2 separate regions of the Homo sapiens genome follow, and region 2 is linked to region 1. A link is a loop called in an ENCODE intact Hi-C map of the cell type or tissue named here. Cell type or tissue: CD4-positive, alpha-beta T cell. All regions are shown on one strand. Links, peaks and the distances in the headings refer to the core of each region. The heading gives the core; the rest is flanking DNA.

Region 1 (2,917 bases), core at 273-2,772:
GATTCCTATCATGTACCAAGTTCAATCAGTTGGTAGTGACTGCCTAGAAGACTTGATTGGGCATAATTCTGCAGACTCCTGGCTTAGCAAAGAAGAGCTCCATGGATGTTCAGTGATGTCTTCCATAGGCAAGGGAGGGAGAGTGAATTGTGTTACCTATACTGATCTTTGCCAACTCAATATTGTAAACTGTATGGAATTCTCTTTACAGGGTGTGGATTTAATCATTCTTAACAATTCCTTTTGGCATCAACCTAAAGCCAAAAGTTAAAGAACTATGCCACTGATTATTATACTAACTCTAGTTCCTCAATTCCAAGATGCCATGTATTTTAGGTACACTACTGATTTAATAACAGGTTTTAAGGGGGTAAAAACCACTATAATAAATATGAACACTAAAAATAATATTTATCCATATATTCTTTTTCAGCATCTCATTCAGTGTTTGATAATAAACCTCTTTCAGGTGTAGTCTGTGGATTCTTCTGAATCATCTGTAACCATTGGCAGTTGTGCATAGCATCATGGGAATCATCTGTAACCATTGGCAGTTGTGCATAGCATCATGGGAATCATCTGAAACTATTGGCAGTTGTGCATAGCATCATGGGAATCATCTGTAACCATTGGCAGTTGTGCATAGCATCATGGGAATCATCTGTAACCATTGGCAGTTGTGCATAGCATCATGGAGATTCTCTACTTTCCAATCGTGGGCTGGTGATGTTGACCTCCTTAGCAAATGTAGGCTAGGCAGTCTAATTTTTAGCCATATTGTGGAACACCAGGGTTTCATTTGTATTTCCTGTTTGGTTAAACTCATAGTTTTGTCCTTCCCTTAATTAAATTATTCTTTTCTATAGGGTAAAACCTTCTTCCCAAAGTCACCCAGAAGCTTCTGAAAGATGTTTGGAACCTGAGGGTGACTTTTCAATGAATGAGCCGATCACACCAAACTCCTGTAACTTTAAAAATTCTGCTATTTCTCCTGAGATATCTGTCAATTTTTATTGTATATAATTACAGTGCCCATAGTGTAGACTGGCAGTCCTTTTCCTGTGTCCTCTGAAGTGCTTGTCTGATGTTTCGCTGAAAGACATGAAAGTGTAGTCATGCCTTCAGCAATAAATATTTGCTTCACTTATTGTAAATATGCCTCGCTAAGTTCTCCCACAGGCAGACAGTAACAACTCCTTCTCAACTCACTCTCCTGCCAGCAGGTGGCAAATTTCTTTTGACATAAATTATAAGCTGCACTCCAATTTTAGAAATGTTAAAATGTGAGCAAATAAGAGTCTGAGAATAAAGGGAATAAAGCAGATATCTAAATGAGGTAAACTCTGAGGATTCAGATCAAGATTCCAGTGCCCAGAGTAAGAAGATGAGGTGAGCAGCCTCCACCCCCACCTCAGACCCATTCCAGAATAGTCTTCAAGGTTTCATTGTATCTGAGTGTGCTGCATATATACACACACAATATGAAGTAGAAAGTAATGCAAGATAGAAAGCATGAAGCTGTGTAAGAGAGGGACAAGAAAATACCTTGGGAATTCAGAGAGGGATAGAGCACTTCGGTTGGTATAAATCAGGACAGAGGAGTAGGTGGCTTTCAGGAGGATGTTGAAGAAACAGGTACTGAATGGGGCCGTGCGAAGAGAACAGCACCCCGTGGTGGCCATGAAAAGGCACCCCTCAGATCTCTAATTTTGAGGAGTGTAATTGATAGAGGGTTCTAGCTGCTATGCTCTGAGTTGATCACCACATTTTTCTGGAGGCTAAGGTTCTCACAGGCTGCTCCCAGCCAATGACTGCGTATGACAGATGCTATGGTAGCCAGGCTCCATTTTGGGAGATGCTGCAGATATGGGACTCTTCTGATGGGTGACTGGCTCAAGAACTCCCGATATCCTTGAGGAACTTTCTTAGAACTGCACAGCAGTCTGAGACACTTCCATCCAACCTTCCTTCCCTCTCTCCTATGCCCAAGGCGGACCTGTGCCCAGTCTCATGGTTCTCCTGGCTCCTTCCTCATCTTCCTTCACAGGTGTTTTCCTCAAGAAATCTCTTGCACACCTAATCCTGTCTTGGCATCCGCTTCTTGGAGGACCCAGACGGACACACAATACTTGTGGGGATGCCAAATCTACCGTTTTATCTGCTTTATTATTTCCCACCCTTTTCCCAATTACCACTTTTTTTTTAGAAGTTGGCATTATTGGATAGTTTCCAGAATAAGAGACATTTTAGGCAATAAGAAGTGCATATAGGAAAGTCTCATTTTTTTCTTTTTAGTCTAATTATTCTTTGAAGTTTTTTAAAAAATAGTGTATTTTATTAGTAGGGCCCTTTTGATTACAAATGACAGAAACTTAATGCAGGCCATATTAGAGAAAAAGGGTTAGTGATGATTGATGATGATGCTGATGATGACACTGAGTTGCATCTCAGGAACAGTAGGATCAGGGACCTGGGTGGCATTAGTGTTATTGCTGCTTCTTATTTCTGAGGCCCATAAGATGGCCATGGATGGCATCCAGACTCATCTGACAGCCTGGGGACCTAAAGAGAGACTGATTTCTTTTCATTTTTTTTTTTTAAACAGGGTCTCATTCTGTCACCCAGCTGGAATGCAGAGGAGCAATCAGACCTCACTGCAGCCTCAAACTCCTGGGCTCGAGTGATCCCCCTATCTCAGCCTCCTGGGTAGCTGGGACCAATGGTATGTGTGCCACCATGCTCAGCTAATTAAAAAAATTTTTTTTTGAGAGATAGGGTTTTACTACATTGTCCAGGCTGGTCTTGAACTCCTGGCCTCAAGCAATCCTCCCACCTCATCCTCCCAAAGGATGTGCTGGGAATACAGGTGTGAGCCACTGTGCCTAGCCTGACTTCTTTTCAATTCCAGTAATTTTCA
Region 2 (2,917 bases), core at 244-2,743, 49 kb after region 1:
GTAAACTCTGCAGTGTTCACATTAGACGACTTCTCCATCTCAATGTGTATCTTATTTCTTCTGGCAAATAATGAAAAATTATGACCTCACAAAGCAAACCAGTGAGTGCAATTGTCTCTATTCATCTCTCTCCTTCTCGACAGGAGAAAGCTAGGAAAAATAAATTCCTATTTTTCTATTTTGGTTTTCCATTTTAACAACCTGGACTTTTTCTGAAGGTGTGTGTAGCAGTTAGAATACTTCGATTGCAAGCAGCAGAAGCCAATTCTAATTAATTTAAGCAAAAATACATTTATCATGAAGATATGCGGGTAGATCACAGAAATAAAGGAAAAGCTGAAAATATAGGCTTAGAAAGGACAGGAGCCTTTCTAATTGCCTTGAAATTTGCTCAGAAGGAAATGTTTATAGAAATTTGTCTTCAATCAGGGCCAGGCACAGTGGCTTATGCCTAAATCCCAGCACTTTGGGAGGCTAAGGTGGGCAGATCCCCTGAGGTCAGGAGTTCGAGTCCAGCCTGGTCTACATAGTGAAAGCCTGTCTCTACTAAAAATGAAAAAATTAGCCGGGCGTGGTGGTGTACACCTGTAATCCCAGCCATCTGGGAGGCTGAGGCATGAGAATCGCTTGAACCAGGGAGACAGAGGTTGCAGTGAGCTGAAATTATGCCACTGCACTTCAGCCTGGGCAATAGAGTGAGACTCTGTCTCAAAAAAAAAAAAAAAGAAAGAAAAGAAAAAAGAAAAAAATGGTTTTTAATCAAGTACTTGTGCATGTGTGCACTCTTTGTTTAGGAAAAGTGGCTAACTCACTTGACCTACCTCTAAAGGCTGGTACCCGGGCCTTTCTTCAGCTGTCTGATTCTGCAGCTGCCCGAGGCTCAAGCAGGCTCACCCCTCCTGGGCCTGAGCAGGCAGGATTAGCCCCACAGATGCATGCTGGAAGGGTGGATTTCAGAGATCATGAAATCATTTATTAAATAAACATGCTTATCCTTTTTCTTGTTATTTACCTTCACCTGAAAAAGGAGGTTTCTTAGTACTTCCTTTATTTCTCCCCCTGAGCCAATCAGTTGGTCCCACTAAACCTAGATATGTGGGATGACAGGGACTTCCAGCCTCAGTTTCACAACAACCTAGAGTGTCTCCAACTCTCTGAAGGCATGTTGAGAAATCCTCAAAATTAAATTAACCTCAGTTCACTTTGGCTTAATAAATCAGTATCACTCTGCACTGTAAGGCACAGAAGGGAGAATGTTGGGAAATCAACGACTTTGTAGATTGTCATATCTCCAAAAAGGCTTGGTCCCTTGGAGATTACTTTGGGCTGGTTCATCACCACTTTTCTTATCTCTATGGCAAGAATATGGTGTTGATTTTTTTAAGGGAAGATATTTTTCTTTCTGTATCTCAACAAGAACCAGCCCTCTACACTTACCCCAGTGTCCTTAACTGTCTCCTTACTGTGTCCATATAACTGTGGTTCTTTCATGTCCCTGCTTTGCCCTCACCCTGTGTCTATTGCCATGTCATGGTGGTCTCTCAGCCTTTGTGTGACAGCAAATCTCAGCTACTTATTAATAAGGCTCAGCATGGGCCGACTTCCACCATGCCAGTTTCCCTGGCAACACCAGTGGGCAGTAAAGATCTTAGACAAACTTTCTAGTAGGTCACCCCTGAGCTATACCTCCCTTAGAATCCAAGAGATTCTCCAGAGAGCCCTGCTCCTATTTTGGTTGGACCTCATTTTTCTCTGTATAGCCACAGAGATTAGAATTACACAAATCTAGAGCAGTGTTGAAAGATCTTACAAGAAATGTCCAGATAGAAGGGTGGCAGCAATACGAACAGCCGTCAGGGTCTCTGATGGGGCCACCCAAATGCAACTGGCACCATGCCTGCCCTCCAGGCGGCCAGCATTTGCTTACTGTGAGTCTCCTGCGACATACCGCAGGATCACTGTTTTTTGACAGTTCCCATCTTTTCTCTCACTTTTCCCTATTTCTCTCTTTATTTATTTTTTGTTTCTTTTTCTTTTTTTTTTTTTTTTTGAGATGGAGTCTCACCCTGTCACCCAGGCTGGAGTGCAGCAGTGAGGTCTCAACTCACTGCAACGTCCTGCTCCCAGTTCAAGTGATTCTTGTGCCTCAGCCTCCCAAGTAGATGGGACCCCAGGCACGCACCACCACGCCTGGCTAATTTTTGTATTTTTAGTAGAGATGGGGTTTTGCCATGTTGGACAGGCTGGTCTCGAATTCCTGACCTCAAGTGATCCTTCCACCTCGGCCTCCTAAAGTGTCGGGATTACAGATGTGAACCATCCCTGCCCAGCCACCTATTTCTCTCTTCACAAAGTTTCTAAACTTTGCTGTGTCAAACCCATTTAAACAATGATTCAAATACCAAGAGCACCCAAGGAATGTTTCAGGTTTCTGTCTCATCACATGGCTTTGAGGAAAGAGCAGAAGTGCAGGCAGGGCATACCCATGGCTGTGGGGGTGGAATCTGCAGCCAGGCTGGGGTGAGTGATTCTGGGGCTCTTGAGGCACAGACCTGTGGATTCCCCGGGGTGAAGGATGTGTGTAGGAACATAAGGAGAACTGAATAGCACTAGAAAGGACATGTGTGTCCCTGATTTCAGCATTTCTCTGAAGCTGAACCCACTGACACTCCTGTCACCTGACAATTAACATTCTATGCAGAGGGATCATTTGTTTAAGGCTTTTTCCTTTAGGAAGATTATCGGGAGGTTTGCAGAAAGGAAGCAATTTTAGCAGGGATGAACCCATAGCAGTGAGAGCTTTGGAAAGCAGGGCAATGCCGGACTACCTACTTTTTTGTGTAGTGTTTTGTTGATCAAATACAAACCTTTGCCAGAGCCTGATTCTGATTTATCTTTGTTACATCAGAGGACAGTT

Evidence for each region. Peaks named below come from ENCODE experiments on the same cell type or tissue, not always from the same donor. Only the 100,000 strongest peaks of a DNase experiment are listed, where the experiment ranks them.
Region 2: it touches region 1 in a loop (2.5-fold over the local background); 2 of 110 quality-filtered maps call a loop at or near these places.

Annotation. Positions count from the first base shown.
Region 1 is chr2:202,055,117-202,058,033 of GRCh38, reverse strand. LOC124906114 (a long non-coding RNA gene) reads left to right here and starts at 2,689. Exons shown (of 2, transcript XR_007088053.1): 1 at 2,689-2,722. In CD4-positive, alpha-beta T cell, for the core only: CTCF peaks have their summits at 1,047 and 1,266 (motif pointing right); no DNase peak of the experiment used is centred there; H3K27me3 peaks cover 888 bases.
Region 2 is chr2:202,006,114-202,009,030 of GRCh38, reverse strand. No RefSeq gene overlaps it. Among named protein-coding and RNA genes, the nearest start is that of FZD7, 26 kb to the left of the region's middle. In CD4-positive, alpha-beta T cell, for the core only: no CTCF peak of the experiment used is centred there; no DNase peak of the experiment used is centred there.